Regions from separate parts of the Mus musculus genome. Here regions 1 and 3 are each linked to region 2. A link is a loop called in an ENCODE intact Hi-C map of the cell type or tissue named here. Cell type or tissue: heart. All regions are shown on one strand. Each heading gives the region's core, and the rest is flanking DNA. Links, peaks and the distances in the headings are about the cores only.

The links. Hi-C counts contacts between places; a loop is a spot of excess contacts. Peaks named below come from ENCODE experiments on the same cell type or tissue, not always from the same donor. Only the 100,000 strongest peaks of a DNase experiment are listed, where the experiment ranks them.
Region 1: a loop joins it to region 2, with 2.3 times the contacts of the local background. A loop is called at or near these places in 1 of 42 quality-filtered maps.
Region 3: it touches region 2 in a loop (2.0-fold over the local background); 1 of 42 quality-filtered maps calls a loop at or near these places.

What each region holds. Positions count from the first base shown.
Region 1 is chr3:30,925,599-30,933,598 of GRCm38, reverse strand. Phc3 (polyhomeotic 3) reads left to right here. Exons shown (of 15, transcript NM_001165954.1): 9 at 1,707-1,860; 10 at 3,536-3,786. Among named protein-coding and RNA genes, the nearest start is that of Phc3, 40 kb to the left of the region's middle. In heart, for the core only: a CTCF peak has its summit at 3,657; a DNase peak (open chromatin) is centred at 3,648.
Region 2 is chr3:30,849,113-30,860,473 of GRCm38, reverse strand. It overlaps Gpr160 (G protein-coupled receptor 160), which reads right to left and starts at 4,524. Exons shown (of 4, transcript NM_001134385.2): 1 at 4,229-4,524. Gm42198 (a long non-coding RNA gene) reads left to right here and starts at 8,481. Exons shown (of 3, transcript XR_880729.1): 1 at 8,481-8,666. It overlaps Gm42199 (a long non-coding RNA gene), which reads left to right and starts at 4,665. Exons shown (of 3, transcript XR_880730.3): 1 at 4,665-4,855; 2 at 5,996-6,340; 3 at 7,971-7,991. In heart, for the core only: a CTCF peak has its summit at 4,783 (motif pointing left); a DNase peak (open chromatin) is centred at 4,763; H3K4me3 peaks cover 1,306 bases; H3K27ac peaks cover 917 bases; H3K27me3 peaks cover 3,239 bases.
Region 3 is chr3:30,895,444-30,906,804 of GRCm38, reverse strand. Phc3 (polyhomeotic 3) reads left to right here. Exons shown (of 15, transcript NM_001165954.1): 15 at 1-7,510. It overlaps Gpr160 (G protein-coupled receptor 160), which reads right to left. Exons shown (of 4, transcript NM_001134385.2): 4 at 9,611-11,095. The coding sequence starts at 11,024. The coding sequence ends at 10,014. Among named protein-coding and RNA genes, the nearest start is that of Gpr160, 45 kb to the right of the region's middle. In heart, for the core only: no CTCF peak of the experiment used is centred there; no DNase peak of the experiment used is centred there.

The sequences.
Region 1 (8,000 bases), core at 1-8,000, 75 kb before region 2:
GCAGGAAGGTCTGCTTTGTGGTTGCTGATTGTTGTCTCTGTTAGCCCTGGCTGTTTAGGGCAGTGACTTAGTCTGTGCTGACCTTTACCCTCACATTAAACATGGCTGTCACCATGAGCAGACACTAGTGACCATTCACTGTGTGCTATACAGTGCCGGTGACCACTTCCACTGGTGAGGTTACGCTTTTGGTGAAACTGTTTTCTAGTTTCTGGGTTGTGAAAAGGTATCTTGCTAATTTTTTTTTTTCTTGCCTATTTAGAACTTGATAATAGTTCAAGATATCATGTTAAGTATAAAATGAGTCTAGTGGGATTTTAGAAGGAATTTTTTTTTTTGAGGGAGGTCATATGTTTGTTTTTTCTTGCTGCTGTTCCTATTCGGTATTGCTGTGTGCCCAGGTTGGCCTTGAGCTCAGTGTTCTGTCTCAGGCTTCTAAGTGCTGGAGTTACAAGGCTGTGCCACCATTCCTGGACAGATGTTTACTTTATTCTAAATAGATGTTTAGAGTTGGCGTTTGTTTTTTTTTAAACTAGTATCACTTGTTGCCGTGTATATCTTCATAAATAAAACTTCATAGTACTTTACATGGTTTATGCCAGGTTCAGAAATCATGATTATTTTCATATTTAATTCTAGACACCTAAAATTATCAAACTTTTTCAACAATTTGACTAAAAATGTAACACTGGATGCCACTTAAAGTTATTTTATGAATGTTCAGGTTTTTTTTATTAAGATTTATTACAGTTTTAATTAGTTAAATCTATTTTTAAAAAAGTCTCAACCTTTGTAAATTTGAGAGAAAGCTTTGGCACAGGGAAGGAAATGAGCTGTTTGACAGCGTTGTGTTAGTAGAGCATCATCTTTCATAAATACCAAGCAGGCAAAGTACTTTCATCTGTTATTTTCCAGAGGCACTTTGAAACTTAATCCTTACATTTAATAAAGTGTTAGGTGGGTAATTTTGTTCTAATTTCATGGTCTCATGGCTCCCTCTCTGTGATTTTGATGTCATAGTACTTCAGGAAATCTTCACACTTGGATAAAAGGGGCTAAACCTTCCCATGGGGACCCAAAATAGATCGTATGTATCTTAGGGTGTGTCTACTGTGGTAAAGAAAGATGTTTTCTGCATATATCATACTAGCTTCTAAAAGTTCATTTGATTCTTGAATACAACGGAAAGGGAATGAAAAAATCATTGCTGGCTTTACTGTGGTTTAATAGTAATTTTCATAACAGTCTTTAATAATGAGTAATCTTGCATATAATTTCCTTGGCAATATATTGGCCTGACATATATTATTTTGGAAATTTACTTTGAGTGTAAAAAGCGCTGGCACCTATTTTGATTCATAACAGATAGAAATGAACAGAATCAATGGTGTTTTTAAAATAGTTATTTGATTATGTAAAGCAAAATACCCTTTTTTTGAATTTTTTTCTAAAAAATCTGTTCAGATGTGACCAGTGTCACTTTGGAAAGCTTCTGTAGCTGGCTCACAGCTTGCTCTCCGTGACACACTACGGGGTCTCAAAACATTCTTGTGAGTGCTTCCAAAGTTCTCCTTTCAGGTTGTCAGCATTGTGGTTTGCTTTGCTTCTAAATTTAGTGCATTTAGAATTAAAAATTTCAAAATTCAGAATACCTCATTAAATGCATTTTTGGAAATATTTCAAGGTAGTATGGCTTGTCATTGCAGGTTTATCAAGTAGAAGATGTGTGTGAGGAAGAAATGCCAGAGGAGTCCGATGAGTGTGCAAGGATGGACAGAACCCCCCCACCCCCCACCTTGTCTCCAGCAGCTGTCACTGTGGGGAGGGGAGAGGACTTGACATCCGAACATCCTTTGTTAGGTGAGGAAATACAAAGTACAGAGGATTCTATTTGATAGATGTCAGTAATAAAATTTTTTTCCATTAGAGATAGCATTAAACTAACCATTACTGTTGTTAACTATAGCAAAAGATAGATTATATTTAAAAATTTAAAATGTATGAAGAATATTGTCTTATTAAAAAATAAAAATTCTTGTTTTCTTGGAAAATTCTTTAACAGCAGTGTAAAGTTATTGGTTTATAAAACCTTTACTACCACCCAAAGAAAACGTGATGTTTCAAGCATTATAATTATTATTGGCTAATACAGATGTGTTTCATGTGCCAACTCACATTCCTGTTTTAGCTATTTCTTATTTAAAAATTAGAATAAGAGACTGGGGAGATGGCCCAGTGTGTAAAGCACTTGTTGCTCAAGTATGAGGACCTGAGTTCAAATCCCCAGAGTCCACATAAAGCTAGGCACAGCAGCACATACCTATAATCCCAGTGTTCCCATAGTTAGAGGAGACAGGAGAATATCCAGAAACTCGAGGGAGGGCCAGGTAGCCTCATGTGTATATCAGCAAATAACAAAAACACTCTGTCTAAAAATAAGTAGAATCAGAGATCCACATCCAGGGTTGTCCTCTGACCTTCACACATGCTTTCATGTATGTGCTTGTATACACACACACACACACACACACACACACACACACACACACACACACACACACACAGTATAAATCAGACTAGCAGGAGATTATGTTAGGGGCTGAGTACTTGCTGAGCATGCACAGAGCCTTGGTTTCAGTCCCTAGCACCATATAGAAAGCCCCAGGCATGATGGCAGTGCCTCTAATCTCAGCATTAAGTGAGGTGCAACATGAAAGCACTGGCCATGACACCAGTGGTCGGCAAGTGACTTTTGTACGCATGCCTTCTTTCTTCCGAGTTCTGCTCTCACTAAAAGCCTACATATTAGCTGTTCCACCTCTCTGCGTTAGCGCTACAGTCAAGGGTGGATGCTACTGTGAGTAGTGACTCCTTCTCAATAGACATTTTCAGCCAAGTCTACTTGGGCCTGCTATGTGCTCATGCAGCGTTTCCCTAGTCAACACACAGCAACACAGGAGCTGAAAGCAGCAGCCTCTGAGAGGATTCACAACACAGGAGCTGAAAGCAGCAGCCTCTGAGAGGATTCACAACACAGGAGCTGAAAGCAGCAGCCTCTGAGAGGATTCACAACACAGGAGCTGAAAGCAGCAGCTTCTGAGAGGATTCACAAGAGCCCCTGCTCTGAGGCTGCAGCCGTAACCTGCCCAAATCACTGAAGTTCCTACTTCTATGGACTTGGGGGTCCTTTTGAATTTTTTAAGTGAATATATAGCCATCTGAATCATGTGGAATAGACAGGAAAGTAAGATATTTATTATCTATGTAGCTTAAAAGCAGATAGAAACTCAATTGACAACTTTTGTAGTTTTTCTTGAGATGATATTTAGGGCATTTGCAGGTTCTATGGGGAAAATAAGAATAAAATATTAGGTGCTAATTTTGAGCATATTAGTGTAGTCTATAGAGTGGGGATGTTGTATGGATTGAATGAGACAGCAGTGCGATGTTCTTGGAGAGCAGTAGATGTGCTCACTCCTAAGCCCTTTCATCTCTGTAGGGCACATGGCTAACCAGGAAATCCCCTTTCTTTCAGAGCAAGTGGAGTTGCCTGCTGTGGCCTCAGTCAGTGCTTCCGTGATCAAGTCTCCATCAGACCCCACCCATGCCTCTGCTCCTGCACCTCCCCTCTTAATCCCTGCTGCCTCCACCAGGAGCAGCAGCACTTCTCTGGCCAGCAGCACTCCCAGCCTGGAAAACAAGCCTCCACAGGCTATTGTGAAACCACAGATTTTGACCCACGTTATAGAAGGCTTTGTGATTCAGGAGGGGCTGGAGCCGTTTCCTGTAAGTCAGAAGCTTATTTGTGTTTTTAAAATTATTTTTAGTTACACAACACTGTCTTAAAACAATGTTCTACTATTGTTCTCTAAGAAAATGCTTGTAATTTTAAGTTTAAAGATGGACTTGTTTTTAAATGTAGAATTTTAGCTGTCTAATCTTTTAATGTATTTCTCTGTACAGGTTCTGAGACTTTTTCACCCCCTTTGGTTTTTCATGACAGGGTTTCTCTGTGTGGCCCTGGATGTCCTAGAACTTTCTCTGTAGACCAGGATGGATTTTAACTTATAGAGATCCACCTGCCTCTGCCTCCTGAGTGCTGTGTTTAAAGATGTGTACCACCTCTGCTTGGCCTGAGACATTTTGTACTAGCCGTTTCTGATCTTAACTCTGCTTGCCTGTCTGATGGGGATGCTTTTATGATGTGTCAGAATTAAATATGTTAATGTATCTAGATTTACTAGCCATAGCTATTACTGATTGTCACCATTGTAATATCAATTACAGCTTCACTTTTTCTTCTACTTGTTTGTTTGTTTGTTTATTTTTCTTTCCTATTTTACATCCTGACCACAGTTTCCCCAACTCTTCTCCTCCCAGTCCTCCACCTCTATCCACTCCTCTGTTTCCCTTCAGAAAAGAGCAGCCAGTCCTCCCAGGGATATCAAACAAACGTAGCATATCAAATTGCAGTAAAACTGAGCACATCACCTTGTATAAAGACTAGACTAGGGGGCTGGAGAGATGGCTCAGTGGTTAAAAGCACCGACTGCTCTTCTGAAGGTCCTGAGTTCAAATCCCAGCAGCCATATGGTAGCTCACAACCATCTGTAATGAGATCTAACACCCTCTTCTGGTGCATCTGAAGACAGCTACAGTGTACATAGATATAATAATAAATAAACCTTAAAAAAATAAAAAAGACTAGACTAGGTAATCCAGCAGGAGGAAAAGAGTTCCAAAAACTGGCAAAAGAGTCAAAGACAGCCCCTGCTCCCACTGTTAGGAGTCCCACAAGAAGACCAGGCTACACAACTAACACATGCAGAGGACCTAGGTCAGACCCGTAAGCTCCTTGAGTCAGTTCAGTCTCTGTGAACACTTATGGGACCAGGTTAGTTGATTGTGTGTGTGTGTGTGTGTGTGTGTGTGTTTTGACCCCTCTGGGTCCTGCAATCCTTCATCCCTCTCTTCCACAGACTTCTGAGCTCCCACCTAACATTTGGCTGTGGGTTTCCGTCAGTTTCCTGTTTCCGTCAGTTGCTGGATGAAGCATGCTAGCCTCCTTTTTCCTAGGACTATTATTAGGGATCATTTTATTGACATTCTTTTTTCCCAGACTTGTTTGGTTCTGTCCTAGGTGTATGTGCTACTCGTTCCTTGGTATTTAACCTCCCTGGGTTGTTGCATTATAGCATGATTATCCTTTATTTTACAGCTAATGTCCACTTATGGTACATACCATGTTTATCTCTCTGGGTCTAGGTTACTCAGGGTGAAATTTTCTAGTTCTGTAGTGTGTGGGGTTTGCTTTAATCCAACATAAACCCAACATAACTCAAATGCAAGCTCAATGAAGTTGACAAAAAATTGGCCACAGAACAGACTCAGGAGCTAAACTACGACCTGTAGAAGTGCTGCACAGCATACTTAAAGGATTAAAGCATGACGCGTTAATAAAGCAAGGGGGAGCAGGGTGGGCTGAAGTATTGTCCAATCACATTTTGATATGAGAGGTTGAGCAAGGGAGTTTTCACCAGTCAGGTGAGGAGTGGGTTCCTGGGCCTGGGAGCATGAACTTGTGGGACCCTGCCATCAAGATGGACTAGTTGCCCTTGAGATGTCTGCACTCAGACGATGTCTCCTTAGAAGTTGTCCTTGAGCTACCTGGACTCTGACGACTGTTTTCTTACAACAGAAGCTGTTAGCTATTGGAAAGTCCCCAGCTCCCCTGGGACTTGGGACCTTGAATTTAGCTTCTTCCTATGATTGAATGGAGTCTAAAAATGAAACGGTAGTACTTAGAATAAGTCTCTTTTGCTTGTTCCCTACAGTACCATCCATTTTGCCTGCAAGTTTCATGATGATATTTTTTTAACAGCTGAGTAATACTCCTTTGTGTGAATGTACCACATTTTCTTTAACCATTCTTTGGTTGAGGGACATCTAGTTTGTTTCTATTTTCTGGTTATTATGAGTATAACTATAGTGAACATGGTTGAGCAAATGTTCTTGTGGTATAGTGGCACATCTTTTGGGTATATGTCCAGGAGTACTATAGCTGGGTTTTGAGGTAGATCTATTTCTGGTTTTCCGAGAGACTGCCTAATTGCTTTCCAGAGTGGCTGCACAAGTGTGCACTCCCACCAGCAGTGAGGCATGCTCCCGTGCTCCACATCCTCATGAGTGTTTGTGATCTTAGCCATTTTGACAGTCATTTGGATTTGCATTTCCTCAGTGGATGGCTAAGGATGTTGAACATTTCTTGAAGTGCTTCTCGGCCATTTGAGATTCCTCTGTTGAGAATTCTCTGTTTAGATCTGTACACCATTTTTCAAATTGAACTTTTTGGTTTGTTGGTGTCTAGTTTCTTAAGTCCTTTATATATTTTGAATATTAGCCCTTTGTCAGATGTGGGATTGGTTAAAACCTTTTTCATTCTGTCGTTTTGTCCTATTGAAGGTGACTTTTGTCTTAACAGAAGATGTTCAGTTTCATGAGGTCTTATTTATTAATTGTTTATCTTAGTTCCTGTGCTATTGGTGTTCTGCTCAGGAAGTTGCATCCTGTGCCAGTATGTTCAAGACTAATTGTCTATCAGGTTCAATGTGTCTGATTTCATGTTGAGGTCTTTGATCCACTTGGACTTGAGTTTTGTGCCAGGATCTATTTACATTCTTCTACATGCAGACATCTGGTTAGACCAGCACTGTTTGTTGAAGATACTTTATTTTTTTCATTGTATAATTCTGGCTTCTTTGTTTAAAAAAAAAAAAACCAGATGGTCAAAGATGTGTGGGTTTATTTTTCTTTATTTTTTAAATTTATTTATGTATGTGAGTACAGTGCCTTGTCTTCAGACACACCAGCAGAGGATATCATATTCCATTGCAGATGGTTATGAGCCACCATGTGGTTACTGGGAATTGAACTCAGGAACCCTGGAAAAGAGCAGTCAGTGTTCTTAACCACTGAGCCATCTCTCCAGCCCCTACCTGTCTGTTTTTATGCCAACAACCATATAGTTTTTATGACTATTGCTTTGTACTAGAGCTTGAGATCAGAGATGATGTTGTCAGAAGTTCTGTTATTGTGCAGGACGTTAAAGATATCCTGGGTTTTTTGTTTTTCCATATGAGGTTGAATATTTTTCTTTCAAGGTCTGTAAAAAAAAAAGGTTGTTTTGGAATTTTTATGGGAATTACATTGAATCTTTAGATTGTGGTAAGATGGCCATTTTTCCTATGTTAAGCCTAATGATCCATGAGCATAGGAGAGCTTTCATCTTCTGATAACTTCTTCAAAGGCTTCATACAGGCCTTTCACTTGCTTGGTTAGAGTTACTCCAAGATATTTTATACTATTTGTGGCTATTGTGAAGGGTATTGTTTCCCTAATTTCTTTCTCAGCCTGTTTGTCCTTTGTATGTAGGAAGGCTACTGATTCTTGTGAGTTAATTTTGTATGTAGCTACCTTGTAGAAAATGTTTATCACTTATAGGAGTTTCCTGGTGGAATGTTTAGGGTCACTTATGTATGATATCTGTATGAATGTATATCTGCCAATAAAGATACTTTGATTTCTTCCTGTCCTGTTTGTATCCCCTTGATATCCTTCAGTTGTCTTATTGCTCTAGGTAAGACTTCAAGACTTCAATTATATTGTATAGTATGGAGAGAGTAGACAAACTTGTTTTTGATTTTAGTAGAATTGTTTCTGATTTCTCTCCATTTAAGTTGATGTTGATTGTGGTCTTGCTGTAAACTGCCTTTATTTAGGTATCTTTTGTATCCCTAATATCTCAAGACCTTTAGTCATGAAGGGGTGCTGATTTTGTTAAAGGTCTTTTCTGCATTTAATGAGATGATCATGTGGTTTTTGTCTTTCTGTTTGTTTATATGGTGGGCTAAATTTATTGATGTATGTATGTTGAGCTATCTCTCTATTTCTGGGATGATGCCTGCCTGATCATGGTCGATGATCTTTTTGATGTATTCTTA
Region 2 (11,361 bases), core at 1,779-9,778:
ATCCTGAGTGAAGTAACCCAAAAGAACACACATGATATGCACTCACTGATAAGTGGATATTAGCCCAGAAACTTAGAATACCCAAGATACAATTTGCAAAACACATGAAACTCAAGAAGAAGGAAGACCAACCTGTGGATACTTTGTTCCTCCTTAGAATGAGGAACAAAATACCCATGGAAGGAGTTACAGAGACAAAGTGTGGAGCTGAGATGGAAGGAAGGACCATCTAGAGACTGCCCCACCCGGGGATCCATCCCATAATCAGCCACCAAACGCAGACACTATAGCAGATGCCAAAAAGAGCTTGCTGATAGGACCCTGATATAGCTCTCTCTTGTGAGGCTATGCCAGTGCCTGGCAAATACAGAAGTGGATGCTCACAGTCATCTATTGGATAGAACACAGAGCCCCCAATGGAGGAGCTAGAGAAAGTACCCAAGGAGCTGAAGGGGCTGTAACCCTATAGGAGGAAGAATAATATGAACTAACCAGTACCCCTAGAGCTCGTGTCTCTAGTTGCATATGTAGCAGAAGATGGCTTAGTTGGCCATCATTGGGAGGAGAGGCCCTTGGTCTTGCAAAGATTATATATGCCCCAGTACAGGGGAATGCCAGGGCCAGGAAGCGGGAGTGGGTGGGTTGGGGAGCAGGGTGGGGGTAGGTTATAGGGGACTTTCGGGATAGCATTTGAAATGTAAATTAAGAAAATAACTGAGCCGGGCGTGGTGGCGCACGCCTTTAATCCCAGCACACGGGAGGCAGAGGCAGGCAGATTTCTGAGTTTGAGGCCAACCTGGTCTACAGAGTGAGTTCCAGGATAGCCAGGGCTACACAGAGAAACCCTGTCTCAAAAAACCAAAAAAAAAAAAAAAAAAAAGAAAATATCTAATAAAAAATTTGTTCAAGATAAAAAAAAGAAAGTGAAAAAAATGTAGGTGTTTGTGTATGAGTTAATTCACTCAGCATAGTGCTTTAAAGAAGTATCTATATTATAAACATTATTTAATATTATATATAGATATTTTCCTTTGTATGAATATATTTTTTAATCCATTCAGTTGTTGATAGAGAGCTGTGATATTTTTATTTTTATTTTTTATATTATTATTATTTTTGTTTTTGTTTTTGTTTTTTCGAGACAGGGTTTCTCTGTGTAGCTCTGGCTGTCCTGGAACTCACTTTGTAGACCAGGCTGGCCTCGAACTCAGAAATCCACCTGCCTCTGCCTCCTGAGTGCTGGGATTAAAGGCGTGCGCCACCACACCCAGCGAGCTGTGATCTTTTAAGTTTAGGGGTGGTTTTAAATAAACTGTCTTGAGTAGTTGTGTAGTTTTTTTGTTTGTTTGTTTAAGTTTCTCTGTATCTATCAAGGAAATAGGTCCACTGACAAAGAATTGTAACAGGACTGAAATGGGTAATGATGTTACCCCACCAAACAACTAAAACTCTTCTCTTTAAAAAAAGATGGAACTCCTTTAAGCACCCATTTTTCTCAGCCAGGTAACAGACGACAGAGACAATGAGGCCCAGGTCTCTTTACCTTCAGGAAAAGAATTAGTTTGCTTATGGCTAATGTCCATATGTTCTAACCTTTATATCCTAACCTTCTATAAACTGTGAGATGGCCACAAACAGTGGAGGTGAAAAATGAAACACACCTCCCACCTCATTTTGACAAAACTGCAAAGGAATCTATCAATGCTTTCCTAATTTCTCAGAAACTAAGGTAGTGGGTGCCTGGCAACCATTGCATAATTACTCTTACAATGGAAACTGAATCAGACACCAAACAATTTTACTGGGGTATTGTGGACCAAATTCCCAGAAGGAAAAGAAAACAAACACCCCACTATCCATGTATATGGTTTAATGACTAGAACTCTGTGACTGTGGATGTATTTGGTTTCGGTTTAATTGACCATCCTTTGGAATGCATTAACTTAGTAGGACCACTAGCTTCCACCACTCAAGAGCTAAGGACATATCAGACAGTATCTGAGAACCACAGCAAAGCTTTTGCCTCTTTGCTGTGATGGCCTTCTTCATGTTTCCATCAATGTATATTTTTAAATGGTTTGCTTTATGACTTTATTGTTCTATAACTATAAAAATCATTATGAGACAATTATCACATTGGAATGTGTGATTTGGGCCAACCTGAATGTTTTCCTAGGCCATGGTCATTCATTTGACTTAAGAATAAGCTGTCTCATATTTCCCTTTGAGGCGATTTTTCTAACACTTCACCAGTCAGTTGTCATAGGCAGGGTGTTATGTGGTGCCTTTCTTTAAACAAAAAGGAATATCACGTTCAGTTGCAGTGAAGTTACTTAGTACATAGGTTTATCTTTCAGGAGTCTGTATCCCTTTCTTTGTTTTCCCAGACTTCAACTCTTCCCTCTTGGGAACCTTAGACTTTCACAGTCTGCCAGGCAAACATGATAGAACATACTAAGAGTTACAGGTTAAAACTCAAAGCAAAAGAACTAAGTTAGATGAACACAAATATCTCTCCACACAGATAAAAAGAAAAGCATGGTGTGGACCATGAGACACTGCAGGAGTCAGCTCTTTGCTGGGTATTTGTTTCATGATCCTGGAAGCAAAGTGGAGTAAATATAGAAAACAATACAGATCTTTTTTCAAGGATTAAGTACATCCCCGTTCATTTTAGGCTGTCGTCATCATTGAATAAACTTTTGACATACAGAATATTACAGAGGCACATATGACAATACAAGCAGACCATATGAATGTTCACTCTGGTCTCTTTTGGGGAGCTGAGGGGTCCTGGAGACCCAACCCAGGCCCTGGAGCATGTCAGGCAAATGCTCTACTGCTGAGCCACACCGGAAGCCTGGGCCTGTTTTTCTGCTGAGTATAACTTAGAAGGGATTTGAGCCATTGGAAAAAGTGCTAACACATTTGATACAAAACTGCCTGACTGGAGGCAACCTAACCCTGTTTGTTTGTTCTCTCTCTCTCTCTCTCTCTCTCTCTCTCTCTCTCTCTCTCTCTCTCTCTCTCTCTCTCTCTGTGTGTGTGTGTGTGTGTGTGTGTGTGTGTGTGTGTGTGAAAAAAGCTGAGCCAGCATCCACTCAATCTATTTAACATACACGTGTGCCGTGTGCCTTCTTGTGTGTGTTAGAGGGAGGCGGGGCAGAAACTGTGACCTTTCTGATCAGTCTGATGAGGCAGTATTCACATCCAATTTATGAAACATAATTATATATGATATAGAATCTGAAACTAGAATCACCTGTGGTGACTAACCTTCTGGGGGAAAAAAAAGGTAGTGTTGCAACTTTTAAAGGGAAATATCAAACAATTGCAAAACTAGACAGAGAAAGGACTTGCATTCCTAAAATCCCTCTTTGACTGTCAATCTCTCATAGCCCAGTGTGCTCCAGACCCCCAAAATGAAACAAATCCTCAGTTTACATTTTAACTTCAGTCAGTTATTCTAAAAGATCAGTTTTTTAAGTAATCTAATTATGGAGCCAGCCAAAATGGCACAGGGGCTAAGGACTCTTGCCAGAAGTCAGAATACCTGAGATGCAACTACTGACACACGAGGAGACTATTCCTGAAAGCTGTCCTCTTTTACGTGTGTGCACACAGGAAGACAGAACACAGACAGACACACAGAGAGAAATGTTTTAAAATGGTAAAATGTAATTATGATACCCTTTCAAAAACTAAAAATATTTCCTCAAAATCCAGAACATTCCAAAACCAGGGCACAGTCAAGTTCCACAAGTTTTGCTGTTAGGGCTCTCATTTTACTTGGCATTCTCATAGGAGGTAACCTGTTAACTTAAAAACTTGACTCACAAGGAAATGCTAGGTATAGGTCATGCCAATATGTGCTAGCATACATTCATAAATATAAAGCACCACTTTTCGCGTGTCCTCTGTCACTGTGGGCATGATCTACCTCTGGGATCTAAGGAACAACGCCCTAATCAGATCATTTGCACAAGTTGGAGACGAAGGGGAACAGGGACATGGTGGAGGGTTGCCACCGTTTGGCCACCACCGCAGAAGGAGAGAAGTTGCTTAAGCCTCGCTCCCCAGGGCGGGTCCCCGAGCCAGCCGCCCCGCTCCAGTACCAACCGCCCTTGCAGAGCAGCAGTGACCCGGTGCGCCCGGGCAGGGTTCAACCGCCCTGCAAGTGCCCGCAAGTGCCGGGAAGTCCGCGAGGAACGCCACACACCCACCTCACCTCTCTGCCTGCTGCAGAAGGCTGGGAGCCGCCCCGGGGGAACCGGGCGCCCGTGGGACACTGCCCTCGTCCGCCACAGACGTCGGCGGTGGCTTCCCGCTCCGCACCGCAGCGTCACCCCGAGTCCTAGGAAGGGAAGCCTCGTCGCGACGCGACCGGCCAGTGGCCTCCACGAGTCGTGCGCTCACCTCAGCTGGCACTCCTCAGTCCCTGGCGTAGCGTGAGTAGCCAAAAGCCACCAACCTCCGTAACTGCCTGAGCGGCAGGTCCGCGCGTCGCTCACCTCCGCTCGCCCCGCCCACCCACGCCCCGCCCGCCCCAGGTGAGTCCCCTCGAGGGGCGGGGCCACGCGAGGCTCACCTCCGCTCGCCCCGCCCCGCCTCCTGTCTTTGGTTACTGCGGGAGTAATCCGGATGCTCTTCTTTTCTTTCAGTAGTCAGGCCCAGACTGCTCAGGGTAAGGTGCGTGACTCCACACTGTGGTCTTCCATCTAGCTCATACTGGAAAAAACAGCTTGCATGCGGGCACTTCCGAGTTGACAGTGCGTAGGACGCCCCCTGCGGGTTGGGCGACAAGAGGCGACCGAGTTGACCGACTGAGTAGGCAGAAGATTGCAGGAGTTGCAGGGTGAGGGGAAACTCTTTCCTAGTGTGTCAGGCTTTGAGGATCTAATCCCAGTTTGAAATGCTCCTAACTGCCGTTGTGTCACCCACCACCTCTTGCTCTGTAGCTAGTTTCTCAAGTTTACCTTTCAGTCTGCAGACGAATATGCTCCCAAGACCACAAGACTTGAGCCACTAAGCAGTTACCTTAGTGCACTATAAATTCTGATTTTTCAAAATTAAAGTCTGCGATAACATATATTGCATTTCTTTCTTTGCCGGCCTGTATTAACTCAGCAAATATTTGTTGAGAGCCTATGGCCTGTTAGTTATTTAAACATTTAGCACATGGCAAGCTTGCTTGTTTCCCACTGCTCTCTAAGGGGATCCATGAGTGGAATTGTAGTCTAGGCCTTTCCACCTCCCGCTGGGGCTGAACTGACCTTGCCAGGAACTCAGAAATGGCCTGACAGGGCAGTAAAGGTACCCTGGCTGTTAAATATGGGCTGTAAGGGGAACTGGGGTGTGCCCATCTCCCAGCTCAGAGGAAACATCCTGGAAGAAAGGAGAAATGATGAAATCCAGTGAGGTTGTGAGGTGCTTCAGCCCAGAGCTCCCCAGGGGCAGAGATGGAAGATTGCCAGAAATGGCTGGGGGAATCCCTTTTGTGGAGAAGGAGGGAAGGAACAATAGTAGGTATGCAGTTAGTTCATGGGTCTAAAAAAAACAGCAGCCACCATCTCTGGAGTGTGAACATCAAACAGAGCCAGCCATACATCTCTCTAAACTAACTAACTGTACAACAACCTTGCCTGCTAGGCTTGACAGAGCAGGCAGTGCCATCCTTCGGTGGAGTGGTGCCTTGCTAGAAGAGGGCTGGAGCGGTAGCTCCTAGGAGCCAGCCTACACTCTCCCAGTGCCTTTCTCAATGGTCCAGGAGGCTGAGCCCACTCTCTTCTTCCATCCCCAAATGTATTATTAATAGCTGTCCCGAGACCTTTCCCATCTAGAGGTGTTGGGACGACTACATACCAGATTCCAGGAGGCTCCTGTCTGGAGAGCTGTTGGCGAGATTTTGGCAGACCCATTGCGTCTCAGTTTCTCCTCTTCTGTAATAATGGAACTGAAGGTGAGCCCAAGGCCTCTTCTGTCTCCCTTTTGACAGAATTCATTCAGAAAAGTGCTATGATGGCTAACCTGCCCTCCAACTTGATTGGTTTGGAGTCACCATGGAAACACACTTCTGGATGTATCTGGGAGGCCATTTCCTGAGAAGTTCATGTAGGTGAGAAACCCATCTTGAATGTCGGCAGCACCGTCCTTGCAGACCAGGGTCTTGGATCAAATGAAAGGGAGAAATGGAGCTGAGCTTCTGTCTCTCTGTTACCTGACAGCAGCTGGCCCCTCTCCCGTCACCTGCCTTGGCAGCCACTGTAGCCTGAAGAAGCCCTTCCTGCCTGAAGTTGCTTTTGTGAGGTTCTTTGTCACGGGAATAAAGACATGAACTGAGGTAGGAATCCAGAGCTTCTGGAAACCCACATCAGAGGTTTTCATCCCAATTCTCCTACCTCTAAATTGTCAGATGTCTACCAGAGACACATACTGTCTCAATAATTCCTCACTTTAACTTCTTGGAAAGTCCTATTCTTCTTCAGGGAGGTAATTTACCAAGCTAAAGTGTAGCAGATGCAGCTGCTGGGGAGATGCAGCAGGAAAGTCCTGGGAAGCCTGGCACTCTTGCTGAGGACCTCCTCCTCTCTCTCTAGTTTCCTTCTTGCTGGGAGCTGGGGGTGAAATAGGAATTGTAGACCAAGAGCAACACTTCACAGAAAAAAGGGACACCGGTTGTGGTGGTGCATGCCGGTAGGATTTGCTGAGGAAGGCAGAAAAAAAGGGACTTTGCCCGCCCTGATATGCTATGTTCAGGCTTCTCCTTACAGGGGAAAATAAAAATTCCTTCCTCGTTTAACTCACAGTCAGGATAGTTCCGTAGCAGCAGATACACTGTTCTTTCAGAAGACAAGGCTAAAAATTATTCTAGGCACCTTACCTAAAAGGGTGTCATCCCAGGGAGAGACGTTTTTCTCCCCAAGCATAAGAAATGATAGGTTCACCGGGCGGTGATGGCGCACGCCTTTAATCCCACCACTTGGGAGGCAGAGGCAGGTGGATTTCTGAGTTCGAGGCCAGCCTGGTCTACAAAGTGAGTCCCAGGACAGCCAGGGCTACACAGAGAAACCCTGTCTCGAAAAACCAAAAAAAAAAAAAAAAAAAAAGAAAGAAAAAGAAAAGAAAAAAGAAAAAAAGACCGGTTCAAGTTTCATCTTGGTAGGTTATATTGTTATATTAGCCAATGATCTTGCATATGTTGGGAAATTAGGCTTTGTAAATCAAAAGCTATCATAAAAAAGCCCGTGATACACAGTATGTGGCATATGAAAGTGATTTATCATTAACCATTGGTATCTAGTTTCCACCCTCTACCAAATGTTCCTCTAGCAGAATTCAGCATCACATATTTTCATAAACTGGGGCCAGGACTCATTCCAGGGTATGGTTGAGAGGAAGGTTTTATTGTAGGTATGAAGGAGAGAGCATCCAGAAGCATCCGGAAGAGCCCAGAGCAGAGAGAAAATTGTTCACCGAATATAGACATCGGACGAGGCCTTACGAGAAGGGGCTGGCAAGGAGGAGACAAAGAAAGGACCAAGAGAGGGGCAGAAGAGCTCAAGGATAGCTGAAATGGCAGGGTTATAAGGAGAAACGAGTAGTTGGGGTCAGGGCAAGTGCCTGTGATGGTAAAGTGCACGGTACAGGAGCAGGTAGGAAGAGCCAGGATGAAGAGCATCCACTCTGAAGTGCCTAACAGGTACTTGAGATCCTGAGGGAGTCTGGGACCAGCAAGTGCTTTGGTACGCTGATAGGCACCACAGATGGACATTTGTCCCTCTGCCAGTGGTAAGGAAAGTGGCTCCTTTGTTAGTGAGGAATAAGCCCCACAAGTTCTGAAGGGAATGCTGGCTTCTGTCTAATCACCCAAATGTGGGAGGGAGGACTCTCCTTCGGACCCGACAATATCCATTTCCCAGTTTCATTCCTTAGACAATTGCTTATTCAGATTCTAAATGTTTTTGCAACAGCAAGTTTCATTGCACAGCCCCAGGGCTTTTCATTTATGTGTCTGCGTCTGCCTCATGTGTGGGTGCCTGTGGAAACCAGAAGAAGGCATCTGAGTCTCTGCAGCAGCGTTTACAAGCAATTGTGAGCTTCCTGGTGTGGGTGGTAGGTCCACCGGGAGAGCAGCTAGTGCCCTTAACCACTGAGCCATCTCTCTAGCCCTTGCCTGGCATCTTGCCTTAGTCAGGGTAACTGGTGCTGTGATGAAACACTATGGCCAAAGCAAGTTGGGGAGGAAAGGGTTCATCTGGCTTACGGTTCCATATCACTGTTCAGCATCAAAGGAAGTCAGGGCAGGAACTCAACAGGGCAGGAGCTGATGCAGAGGCCATGCAGGGGGTGCTGCTTACTGGCGAGACTCCCATAGCTTGATCCACTGCTCTCTTATGGAACCCAGAACCATCAGCCCAGGGATGGCACCACCTACAGTGGACTGGGCTCTCCCCAATCAATCAGTAATTAAGAAAATGTCCCGTAGGCTTGCCTCCAGCCTGATCTTTCATAGAAGCATTTTCTCAGTTGAGAATCTCTCCTCTGATGACTCTAACTTGTGTCAAACTGACACAAAACTAACCAAGACACATCTTATTTCATTTCCTAGATGCTCTAACAAAAACGTGCTGCATTTTGGTCAGCCATGAATTATTACTGTTTAACAGGTAAACTGCACATTTCTATTCGACTCCTGGTTCTTTTTTTTTTTTTTTTAGTGTGCGTGCAGGCGTGTGTGTGTGTGTGTGTGTGTGTGTGTGTGTGTGTGTGTGTGTGTGTGAGAATCACATGTGTGAGTCTCGGCACCCGTGCATCCAGCATTGGATGATGGGAGTCCTACTCTGTCCCGCTCTGCTATGCTGGAGCTTGCCCTTTCCTTTGTTTGTTTTCCAGCTAACCTAGTAGTGAATGAGCCCCAGTGCTGGGGCTGCAGGGTGAGCATCCTTGCTTGGCTTTTTGTTTGAGTGCTAGGATCTGAACTCAGGTTCTAATGCTTGTGTGACAAGCACTGTTACTCTCTAAGCCATCTTCACACAACCACCATAGCTCACACTTTCTTTCCTCTCTCCCTCCCTTCCTTGTTTGCTTGCTTGCTTCCTTCCTTTCTTTTTGGTTTGCTTTTTGCTTTTTGCTTTTTGCTTTTTGCTTTTTGCTTTTTGCTTTTTGCTTTTTGCTTTTTGCTTTTTGCTTTTTGCTTTTTGCTTTTTGCTTTTTGCTTTGTTTTGTTTTGTTTTGTTTTGTTTTGTTTTGTTTTGTTTTTTGAGCCAGGGTTTCTCTGTCCTGGCTGTCCTGGAACTCACTTCGTAGATCAGGCTGGCCTCCAACTCAGAGATCAACCCTCCTCTGCCTCCTGAGTGCTGGGATTATAGATGTTTGCCACCACCTCCAGTTATAGCTCTTTCTTATGTCTGAAACTCTAACATCATCAGTGTTTGTAGGTTTATAGTTTAACTGCTAGGGATATTTTAGTGGTCCAGAATCAATGTTTAAAATTGAAGCTGAATAGCATTAAAATCTTATGTGATTCATTTTGCTTTTTTTTTTTTTTTTTTTTTTTGGTTTGGCTGTTAGTTAATGCTATTCATTGAGCTTCAGCCCAGAGCACGTTGAGCACCACTTGACATTTTCCCCCCCAGATTTATTTACTTTCTGTTGTATTGTTGTATGTGTGTTTTGCTACATGCATGTTTGTGCACTACGTGCATGTATTGGGCACAGAAGCCAAAAGAGGGCATTGGATTTGCTTGAATGGCAGTTACAGATGGTTGTTAGCTTCCATGTGGTTGCTGGGAATTGAACCTGGATTCTCTGGAAGAGCAGTCAGAGCTTTTAACCCCTAGCCATCTCTCCATCCCTTTGGTTTGGCTTTCTAGCTTAAAAAAATGATATGTGTCTTCAATCAGTTAAGAAGCTAAGTAAACAATTAAAAAGTGGGTGAACTATAGTTTATTTAGCCTCTAGAATTTTAGTTTTGTCTAGCTTGTCTTGATTATAAACCATTTTCCTGGGGGGGGGGGGCGCTAGAGAGATGGTCCATGGGTTAAGAGCACTAGCTGCTCTTCCAGAGGACCCAGCCAGGTTCAATTCCCAGCAACCACATGATAGCTAAGCCATTCATAATTTTAATTTCATGGGATCCAACATCTTTTTCTGGTCTCCATGGCATGCATGTGGTGCATAGACATACGTGTGAGCACAACACTCATAAGTAAACCTGAAAACAAAACCACATTTACCTTGAATCTTTGTCCCTACACTTCTGCCTGCTTGTCTGATCTGACCCCTCTTCCGTGGTATAGCTCTCTATGCTGGGATAGACAGGGCAAAGCTTCTGTCTATTCCTTGATTGGATTATAAAAACCCTCCCAATGGCTTCTGTATTTGTCCCCTCTCCCCTACCTTCAACCCCTTTGCAATGTAACTTCTGGAATAGTCATGGACAGAAAGGGTGACACCACTCTCCTTTCAATGTTTCAAAACCTCCCAGTAGCTTCCTATTTAGAGTAAACTCTCAGAAAGGGCAGCGAGGCCACAATGGCTGCCCTCCACCCTGGATTCCCAGGCAGAGAAGCAGATGGGGAATGGATGGGATGTGGAGCAAACTTACTTCCCAGGTGACATATCTTGGTACTTGGCTCACAGACAGCGTCTCAGTAGGGTGCTGTGGTATCTATGAAAGGGGAGGAGGAGGCTACTGCAGATACTGTGGCCCCAGCAGAAGCTAGATTCTAGCTTCACATTCTTACACTGGTCTGCTTGCTCTATCACTGTAGACTTATGGTGAGGCAGAACATCTCAGCGCAAGATGATATGAAAGAGCAAAGTCACTTGCCTCATGGTAGCTAAGAAGCAGAAAGAGGGAGACATGAGGAAAGGACCAAGGACAAAATATAATCTTCAAAAGGTGTGCCCTCATTTCCTAAAGTTTCTACTATCTCCTGAAATTGCACCAATCAGTGACTAAGTGTTCAACACACAAGCCTGTGGGGGAAATTTCATGTTCAAACACCTAGCCTAGAAGTCCTCCATCTGCCATCAGTGGCTTCTATGTGAAGCCGAGTGGGTCATTCATTCAGAGATGGTTGCTAATGCTGGGTTGTGGGTATATGCAAGTTCTCCATACTATTTTGTGAATTTGTGAAATTTTCACAAGAGTAAAATCAGGAAAACATTCTGCCAAGGGAATCTTTTGTGCAACGAATGACAGCTTTACCAGTCAATAAAAACAGCTTGTTGTCAGTGAGCTGAGGCAGAATTAGAAGGTGGGCCGGTCATCTGGCAGAGGAGGGGGGGAGGGGGAGAGGGAGAGGGAGAGGGAGGGGAGGGGGAGGAGAGGGAATGCTGGAATAGAGCCAGGCATAG
Region 3 (11,361 bases), core at 906-8,905, 47 kb before region 2:
TAAACAGTATTTTTGAAGTTCTCAAGAGTCTCTAGTCTAGCCTTTACCCAGGTTGGCATGACTGACAATTTTCCTCCTGGTTTGTACATTAAGAGCAATAGTTCTCAGTGGAGAACTTGTCCTCCAGGGGACAATTGGCAATATCTAGACACATTCTGGTTGCCATGGCTTGGGCTTGAGTTTTGTGAGGGTGGTTATAGGAACTGAGGTGTGACAGCCAGTGGAGATGTTGCTGACTACCCTACAGTACATAGGATGCCCCTCTGTCACCAGGAACGATGTATTATGGATGCCAGTGGTGCCAGTGAGCACAGTGGGCAGCCTGGCTGAGCAGAGAGGCATACTTAAGTGATGGCTGTGAGGAGGGCGATGTGCAGTGAAGGGTTAGCCAGTGGCACCAGAGTTCTGCAGAAGCAGGTTTTGGTTTTACCGTATACTAGAAAGGAAAGGAAATCCATAAACCTGGGCTATAAAACCAGGCTAACTCACAGACCATGTGACTCTGGTGTGGCCCTGGCCCATTGTCACCTCTTCCTGACTCTGTTCTGTGCACCGATGATGGTGCTTGATGCAGCCATGCCTCGGAGCCTCTTTCAGCAGCCCAGTGGCAGTGGAGGTGGAATCCCTTCCTTGAAGCAACCCTGCTGAGTCTGGCTAGAATGCAGTTCTTTCTCCCTTACTAAGGCTGTGGATTCTTCCCACGAAGTATTTAAAGTGATTTCTCTTAATCAGAAGTTTTTATTCAACAGTTTTCTGTTAGGACACTAAGCCAAATTTTTCTGTGGATGCTCTGAAATCTTTGTAGTGCTGGGCATCAAAAGATTTGCTGACATTGTTTGCTTTCTCTATCTTTTTGCTACATGTTTGAGAACTCTGAACAAATGAAGGGACATGTGCATAGCCTTGGCACAGATGGAAAAGACAGCAGAGTCTGAGCTCAGTCATCTTTATGGCGCTTTTCAGAGATTGGGTTGAGTTAGTAGAAGACTAAAAGATGTCACAAAGACATCACAGATAAATTTATCTTTTGGCTTTGTGTACATTAGAAAATGTTGGTTATTTTTATACAGAAATATAGTGGATAATTTTTTTAATCTTTAGATGCCTCTTGTTTGAATGTATGCTTTGTGAGATTATTGCTGTAGTAGTTTTAAGAGCTGTTCACTAGTAGTCCTGTGTAGACTCAGAATGTGTAAGTAGCTGAGGCTCCTGTTTCAGACTACAGTAGTATAGGCTACGTTCCCTATTTCTTTGTGTCACATTTGGTTATTCACATTTCAAGGAAGGCAGGTATTCTACAGTCACCTGCATATATTAGTACTGAGTCATCATGGCAGAGTTGTCACGGACGTTCCTGTCTCCAACAGAGGCTGGCTATGCAGCACTAAGGACTGCCTGCCATAATGAAGGAGGCACAAGGCACATTTCCTCTGGAATGAAAACTATGGTGTAGTTAGTAATCCACAGTGAATATGGGATTGTCCAGAATAGACCTCCAGCAATAATGCTTCCCTCCTACAAATACTTACATCTAGCCTTTAAGGCATTAACTCTGCACTTGTACTAAAACCAGCCCATCGTGTGCTTATGAGAAACCCCTGTGCCTAGCACTGTCCATAAGCACCCCTACACAGTTTACACGAAGGGTTTCTCTTGGAGGATGCCTTCTTGTCCTTCGTCTTAGAAGTAGCCCAGATCTTCTGTTGTCTGCACTTAAATTTAACTAGCAAATACACTTTTTTTTTTACAAGTGGGTTATTTTATTTAGAAGTGGCTCATTTGGTGTTTGGTAGTTCTCCCATTGCTGTAGGTACTTCTTTCTAGGTAATTTTTAATTGTGCTAATTTGAAAGCTTCAATTACATTAAATGGGGACACACTCTGTGTTTCTCTCTATCTCCTGAGTATTAGGCTGTTCAATGTGACATGGACAGGAAGAACGCTAGTTTCATTTCCTTTCTTATTACTAAGCACTTAAGAACTTTCTTAGAGGAAAAAAAGAAAAAGACAGGAAGGGAACATGGTTTCTTCCTATTGTTGCTTTCTGAGTTTGCCTTGCCTGACTTGAAACCCTTCAACCACTGTGGGACACACTTTTCACATGTTATTTGTTTTAAGTTCTGTGTTCTTAGGAAAATAAACAGCTGGCTTGTAAAAGTTACTTTAAACTTAGACGCTTTGCATACACACATGTAAGGCACAGTGACACAGCTTTATCAGCAAAGCAGGGAATGCTGCCTTCGCACCTGACACCTTCCGTGACAGTGACTAATGGATGGGCAGAGTCACTACCTGGGAGTAGAGATGCCAGAACAAGAGGAGAGCGTGTTGGTAAAGCAGCTAGAGTGTGGCAGAGCAGACGGGGCCTCTTCCTCTGCTCAGTTCATTAATCAGGGCAACCTGACTTTCTGTGTTTCTGTGCTGCTTTCCTCTTTGTTTCTTGTGTTGGAAGACTGGTGTGTGAGACTGTATTGTTACCATGCCTTTGAGTAACTATTCACAGTCAGTCTTCATATATTAAGTGCATCTATTTATAAACACAAATCTTGGATTGAAATCTTTCAGAGGACTCATTTTCTCACAAGCTTGTTAGGTTGTGTGTCTCAGCACCTGTGTCCAGTATATGAAATCTCTGACTGGGAATACTCTAAAAGCACTTCAGACATGTTCTCAGCTAGAGAGGCTGACTAAGTGTTGTAGTTTGAAGACTTGGGGAATGCCAGCAACACTTGCTGCTGACTGGTACTTTCAGCATGTGATGGCCTCACCTCCTTTCCTGCACTGAGTCCCATCTACCTCCAACCCCACCTCCAACCCCACCTCCAATAAAGTACACAGACTTTCTTAGTTTTTTACATGGGGTTGGGTTGCATCCTGGCTTGGAGAGCTTCAGGCTGTTGTACTAGGGCGGGCCTTTATAACTTCACCAGTTGTATTTCAATCAAAGTCTTATCCATCTATGCAATCATTTCCTAGTTTCTTGTGTACCATATGTCTGTGTGACTTATTCCTTGAAGGTTATTTGAGAAGGGGAGTGGAAAGGGGAGTAAGCGACAGATAGGAAGATGATATTGCGACCTGAATGAAGACGTTTAGCATGATGATGGTCCTTAGTAGCTAGATATCCTTGGTGATGGATAGCGGGACAAGGTGTGTTGTTAGTTGTTTTGTTTGTTGGTGCTAGGGACTGAGTCAGGGCCTCACACGCCACCTGAGATTGCATACTGTATTTTTTTTCTTGTTTGCCTAGACTAACCTGGAATTGTGGTCCTCTGACCTTCTCTCAAGTGCTAGAACTTAATATCTGTGCCACCATGCCAAACCTAGCCCCTATGGTTTTAACTTGTCAAGATTTGGTTAAAATCAAATTAGGTATTTCTCTTTATCACCTGTCCCTGCTCTGAGGAGTGTTGATATTAATAGTACCACTGGTACCCAAGTTGAGTAATCCTGGATTTTTGAAGATGATAATCAGAGGGAGAGAATCTGTCAAAATGTAGGAGTTTGTTATGATCGAGTGGCCAGACTACAGAGGCATATCCAGTCAGATATGACAGTTGGCTCAGTTTTGCAGCCAGTCATAAAGGGAAGGAAGGCACTGCAGGACAGTTGCTGACTGGTGGACTCCAGTAAGCCCAAGCCCACTTATTTTCTTGGCGTAAAGCAGAATGACCCGTGACATGAACTGTTCCAACTCCAGGCTTCAGTACTGATATGTCACTCCATTCAGAGCGTTTTGTTTCATATCAAAGCTGGGTTTTGAGTTTAGCTGAGTACAAATAAGTATTAGGAAGAGTAAATGTGTTTTGTTATTCAAATTTAACAAATTGAACTCATTGAACCAAGCCCTTAAGGAATTCTCTGGGAAGATATTTCTGGTGTTAGATTTTAAAATGCATTACCATATAGTTTATAGTTGAAATAAAAGCTGTTTTCCAATTAAAAATGTTGAAAATGATATTGACATTTTAAAAAGTGGCCTGAAATGGTTAGCAGTTGTATATGCAGTTTTAGAGTTAAGTCTATTTATTTAGAGTTAAGTCTTATCAGTTGTATATGCAGTTTTAGAGTTAAGTCTACTTGACATTATACTAAGAGAAAACTTTTCTTTTTGAAAGTTACAAGATATGAGTTTATCTACAATTATTACCATCATGTTCTAGAGAAAAACCTTAGGAGGCCCCGCCCTCTGTTGACACGCACAGCTTCTCTACAGCAGAGTCTCATTTGCACACACTCTGGCGAGTGCCATACCTAAGGGAAATTATTTCCACAAGGGCTTTATTTTCTTTCTCCTTTGATAACTTGTGGACCTTTTATTTTATTTAAAAATACAATTTGAATATGGTGTTAGGCACAAAACGAGCTTCTATATAACTATATTTTAGGCAGAGGTCTTTCTGAAGCTTTTCAAGTGTAAACCTACTGCTGTCTATGATATTCCTGATATTGGGCATAAATCTATAGGACGAGAAAATTTAAAGTAGTATGTAATGAATGAATTTTAATTTAAAAAATCAGTATAAATCTAAAACATCATTATGCTAGCATGGCATGGTTTTAATGAAATGTAAGAGGGATGTAGTTAAGTCCTTTATAATGTCTAACTTAGTTTCAGTCATCATCTTAGATATTCATAGTATCTATTGCTTTTTGGCTTAATGGAATACATCAGTGTTTTGTGGACCTTTCTCTGACAGTGGTGAACGAGTAGTGGAGATTAGAACATCATTGAGGAAAACATGAACCCACTGAGGGGACTTTTTAAATCTTGCCTCAACTAAACTAAATATGTACAGTGTTTAAATCCTTATACATAATGCTTGTGTTAAATGTTTTGGTAGTATTAAAAGTGAGCAAATTACAACTTTTCTTCAGGAGTGAGAGATAAACACACTTGCTGCTGCATTACTGTGCTGAGTGGAGAGGGAACAGAGAGGCTGGGAGACCTGGTGTTACTCCAGATGGCCGGCAGCCCTGGGACTCGATGGGCAGCTATTTGGCTTTTTATCTCATTTCAACGTAGTGTGATACCTGCACTGCCAAATAGGCTGGTTTTGTTGTTGTTGTTGTTGTTTGCTTAAATCATTTTTAAAGGAACACCCTCCCCGAGCTTTAAAGTTACAATCCTAAGCTACACAATTGGGATTCCCACGGGGCTGACCGACTGGCAAGTGAATATCAGCACCCATGCACTTGCTCCTTCATTTGTAAACTATCTGAGCACTTGGCTTCTGTGTGCAATATATGACCAAGAAAATAACAAGTAAAGTCTTCCCAAACAAACTCAGTGCTGCTTCAGCATCTATGTCCGCACAGCCAGGAATGAATGGCAATTAACCAGTAACGCCCTGCTCTCTGGGAGTGGGGGTTTAATAACATCCAAGTGCTAAACCGCACCACCACTCACATTGTTCCCACCTGTGGGCCATCTCCTTGACTGTTGACAACAGTAAGACTGCTTGCCCTGACCGGCTGTGAAACTCTTGTGACAGGCACTGTCAGGACAGTCCCTTTACGTGGTCTGTCTGTGGCAGGATGCAAGAAGTCAATGTGAAATCATTGTGCATTTTTAGTTGCAAAAGTTTATATCCAGTATTGATAGTGGAAGAGTTTTCCAAAACAGAATCATCTGAAACGAGGCAGAGAACAGGTTGCTACGGCTGCTTTCTCCACAGTGCTGACTCTATTGTAGTGTGTTAGAGACAGCCACTTCTCAAAGACAGGGTCTGCACTGCAGCTTGAAAATGCAGAACTGGTGACAGAAGGCAGTTCCTAGTTGGGTGGTGGCTCACACCTTTAATCCCAGCCTTGGGACACAGAAGCAGGCAGATCTCTGTGAGTCCAAGGCCAGCCTGGTCTACAGAGCAAGTTCCAGGACAGTCAGGCTACACAGAGAAACCCTGCCTCGAAAGCCACCACCACCACCACCACCACCAGAAAGCAGATCCTGCTTGTGCTAGCAAGTATTTAAGGAGTGAGTGAAGATGGGGTCAAAGTCACTTTTAATGGTGTGAATTCCGGTGTCACTCTGGGGCTCTGTGAATCAGGTTGTAATTCTTGTTTTAAATGCTAACTAACATCAGTTGCTACTCACATTCTCTATAAAGATATAAAAATATATTTTAAAAACTTTATGTATCATAGCTATAGGTTTTTAAAGCGGGGAAATGCCCAAATAAAGTGTTAAATTACAATATATAATAGATGCTTTCAAATTAAGGTTTTTGTAAGTTATAATAATCTAAATAGCCCACTAATCTGATCTTTGTAATTTGTCTCATGATTCTGGTTACTTTTAAGGTGTTTTTTAAGTTTTTGAAATATACCTAAGTTGTAAAATATCCTGTGTTGTTTAGATCTCTGTTGCATAAATGCTGTTCTTGTGTCTGTATTCTTAGACCTTAAGAGTTCAGCTGAGAATACAGGGTGTAATTTTTGTGTATGATTCCCACATTGATGGAATTGACTGCCAATAACCTCATTCAGAGATGGGTCTTGGTTTGTACAGTAGGGGATTAAAAATCAAAATTCAGAAATTGTTGGAAAGTGCAGGGATTATGCTAGAAATGAGGGTTGTACATTACAGACAGCCATGCACAGGGAGGCAGGGGAGGGAGGCTGCTGACTTCAAGCCTCTTGAATTTGGTGAGAATGCTTTGCGAATGGCACTTAAAATTTGTTTCACAAAGGCAGGTTGTTGGGATTATCTGTTTTTTAATATTTTAAGCACATTTTTAGAAATCTTGCTTTTGGTTCTGACCATTGTTCTAAAGTCAAAGTTTTATAATTTAAAAAAAAAAAAAAACTCAAAACATGATTCATCAAGGAAAAAAGCATCACCAAGGGGGAAAGAAAACATGTTCTAATCTTAGAGAAAGCAAATGTTAGGGTTATAATAGCTGTGTCTTACATTGGATGTTGTATTAGAGACCTCCTCACAGGAAATGATATAGTTCTAGCACCCTTAGCATAGAGTTCCTAGCCTGGCGTCCATAGCTACAGTTTTACAGTGTATAACCTGAGAATGAAGTTAATTTTGCATTGTAAGAGCACACCATTATCTGTGTAAAAAGTGTTCATTTGCTGTATTTTTTTAAGAAAAGAGAAAGCACTTTCATATTAAGTAGCATGTGTGTGAACTTTAGACTTCCTCTGTGTGTCTAGTCAGTGAAGTTCAAGGAGCATCGATGTCTGCTGGCGACGTTAACTGCTAACGGAAGCACCTTATCCTCTGCTGCTTACCCTTGCTTGGATTGCACCTTTGTTACCTGCACACTTTCACATAGAGTATTGTAACACGGCTTCGAGTGGGTCTGGGCGGACGGCTAGTGGTGGGCCTACAGGATCTTTTATTTATGTTGTTTATATTACAATAATATATTGTAGACCAGTTGTAACTTCAGTTCTTTACAAATAAAAGCCTGACTGGTTATTGAATTTTTATTTCTTTAAGCTTTTGAGAGACAGGGAAAGCTAATAAAGACCTTAATGGAGGGCTGGACTGACTATACATTTCTTGCGATCTAATCTACAAAGAGTATATTAAGTTCAGTATAGCTAAGTATGTTTTATTCTCATGTTATGGCCATTTGGAAGGCAGAAAACTGTGGAGAAGGAATTGTACACCAGTGAATTAAAAGGGCCGGCTCCAGACAGACATCTGAACTGCACAAGCACATACCATTGCTCACTGCAACCGAGGGTTGGTCTGCTGCGCTATGCTGTCAGCGCAGCCTCACAAATCAGCTGTGTCGGCTTTCAGTATGGTTGTATCTCTATTTGCATTTTAAAAACAGAACAATATAATTTTTTATTCCTTTGTAAAAATTAAGACCCAATTTTTTAAACATTTTAAATACTGTACCTCGCAGCCTAAAGATTAAGCTCCCTCCCTTCCAGTGTCTCCTTGCAGCAACACTGGCCATAGAGCCTATGACTCAAATCAGGCCAATCATTTCCTAGGTTTTGTATCTAAAGGTAGGAGCTTTAAATTGAGATTCTAAAAGCCTGGCTTGTTGGCAGCCAGAATGCCCTCTGTATTAGCAAATGACACTTAACACCCCAGAAAGTCTCCTGGTTTAGTTTACCTAGTTTATTTTGTTGTCCCAGGACCCTTTTCCTTAGAATGGCTCGGGTTAGGTTTCTGTCATTACGTGTCATCTGAATGTCTGAGGCCTACCTTTTCAGACAATACTGATTATCCCTTATCCAAAAGCATTTAAGACCAGGAATGCTTACCCTGTGCTTGCAGCTCACTCAGAGAATTTCTGATTATCCAGCAACATGGCCAACTTGTCTCTCTAGGGCTGGTGCTACCCGGAAGACCTGTATGCTCAAGGAAATGGGACCTCAATTCCTTAAGATGTTCATTGACACTGTGCGGTGTAAGTAAAAAACAATTACAAAAAGCCAATGGTGTAGCAGAGTGGAAAGAGCAGGGCTCCGATGCCAGGGTTGTGTGAGTTGGGGTAGGCTGCTTCACCTTGATGCTTCCTGCATCTTTATCTACAAGGGATGTGAGCAGAACCCAGCAGAGTCACCACATGCAAATGTGTCCACAGTGCCAGGCACACAGACCTGCCATTGCCACACTGCTGCTCCGTGGCAGGTCACGAACTTGGTAGGTAACAACTACTTTTTAAAACTGTAAACTTCTGTTACACATAAGCACATACATAAATGGATACGTGTGAGTTGTGATGTTAAAAGGTAAGTCATCCTGGGGGAGGAAGGACTGGATGATCTCATGTAGCCCAGGCTGACCTCAAGGTAACCAATGGTAACTTTGAGTTTCTGATTTTCTTGCTTACACCTGCCAAGTACAGGATTATAGACATATGCTATTTATTGCACTCAGTTTCCGTGCTGCTAGGGCTTTGTGCATGCTAGTAAGCAGTCCACCAATAAGTGACAGCTTCAGCCTAGAAGCTACTAATTTTAGGAATGCTAGTGGTGGTTCTTGAAACACGTGTTAGCATTTGTAAATAGCAGCCAAGATAGCTATGTAGTTTAATTCATAAAGCATGTTCAGATTAGTCTGGCTTACAGAGCTTTGCTCAGGCTTTTTTGTTTGTTTGTTTTGTTTTGTTTTGTTTTGTTTTAACTGGGGAGTGTGGTTAGGAGTTGTGCCCAGAGGAGTGTTGGGAATATGTGGAGACATTTTTGATTGCCACTTCTGGGGAAGGTGCCACTGGCATCTATACAATGTTAGGGTTATCCATACAAGACAGGATAATCCAGCCCTTAATCTCATGTTACTACCATGATTATGGCCTGGTAACCGTCTGCTATAACTGAACAAGCAATTGGCTTGCCATGGCCAGAGCCTTCATTGTTCCCACCTCCAGCGGTTGAACAGCTGAAACTCTGCACGAATACTTGTAGTAAAATACTTTACCTGGTGGCACACGCCATTAATCCCAGCACTTGGGAGGCAGAGGCAGGCGGATTTCTGAGTTCGGGGCCAGCCTGGTCTACAGAGTGAGTTCCAGGACAGCCAGGGCTACACAGAGAAACCGTGTATCGAAAAACCAAAAAAAAAAAAAAAAAAAAAAAAAAAAAAAAAAACCAAAAAAAAAAAAACAAAAAAAACAAAAAACAAATAAAATGAGCTAATCTCCCAATATATTTTATTTATACCAAATCCTGTTAAGTCTTTTATTTTTGCTCTAAAGTTTATAAAATACTTAAGCTCAGATCTTAAAGTTGGCAAATAGAATCTCAAATTTATATAACATTTTGCACCCAGTAGTTTTTTTGGAGTAAAACATCAAGCTGGACACATGTTAATGTGTTTACTTTGCATTTGGATTAATACCAAATATTCCACAATGTTGTCGAGCAGGCATAAACATTCTGCTGTGCTAATGTATCCTCAGCACTACTTGGCATCTGCCCCACGGACGCTGTGCTGGAAAGGGGGACTCGAGCTTCAGTTCCTGTCCCGAGCCACCTCTGTCCTTGTGAGACTGATCTTGGTGCTTCTGAAGTTCCTCCCAGCACAGCAGCATGCTAACAGATGACTATGGACATGGGCCTCTCCACTTGCTTAAGTCTATGGACTGGAACAAAGCAGCATTTCCAGTTGATGAAAGGATCCACAGGTAACGAGCTGTCTCTTAAATCAAGCTTGTGGCAGTTAAACCAATAAACTGCAGCGATGAGGAAACTGTTGACAAAGTACAGCCAGGGGACGTTCATTTCTATGTACGCCGGGATCTGAACTCTGAGGGAGAGGATGAGGACCTGAAGTGCTACAAAGGGAAACCAGGTCCCAAGAAAGCACACGATGAGCCTGGGCAAGAGTGCTTCTCTGCAGCTCAGGGCGTAACCGCAGTGGAGTGGGAAAGGAAAGTAGAGGGCGGCCTTGCTCTTATAGGATGCTATCCTCATAGCCTGAAGCAAGGCAACAACTTCCTGCCATGAAATCAGAAAAGCCACAAATAAAACCATCAGCATAGACAGTGAGAGCCAGTGACTCTGAGTGCTGACATAGGCGGGGCACTGGTACACATAGCCCCTGTGTGCCTTTAGGCTGACTGAGATGGCCGGGTCAACCAAAACGTAAGCAAGGACTGAGATCCAAGTTAAAATGACTGTCAAGAAATAAAGTAATTTCTGCCACCTAGATGACTGCTTGCTGGCTCTGGACAGATTACACCAGTAGTCTATACAAGCCAGTGAGCAGACTGGGTAATGCAAGAAGCCATAAGTGAAGGAAATAATTTGTGTGAGCAGACAGATGTGGTATCTGGTAAACCTAATACCTAGAACTACAAAGTCCCTGAAGTAGGTCAGGATGGAAATGTTTACCAACAGCAGGAGATCGACAAGTGCGAGTGAGAAGCAGAAGTACTCCATCAAAGTCCAGCGGGCGTCTCCCCTTCTCACTCTTAGAAGGAGGATGTTTAATAACACTTTCCCCAGGATGATCAAGAACAACAGACAGGAGGCCTCCAGGAGCTGCGGAGACTGATGGAGCTGGTATTGAAGAGAGCAGTTCTTTGAAGAAAGAGCTGTCATATTTTTAGTTAAATTTCAAGGCAGTCTGACGAGTACACAGGAGAAGAAACAGCTTCACTTTGGTTTTTTCCCTGTAAAAAGAAGAAAAGCGGTGGTGGTATTGTGGTGCCTCTACTTTAGAACTTGGCGTGCTTCTCCACTTGCCCAAATCATGACTTAAAGGTGGAGGGAAGCATTCCTAGTTGACAGACAGATACATGGATAATATGATCTTTCTTTCCTTTTTTTAAATTAGGTATTTTTCTCATTTACATTTCCAATGCTATACCCAAAGTCCCCCATACCCACCCACCCCCACTCCCCTACCTACCCACTCCCCCTTTTTGGCCCTGGCGTT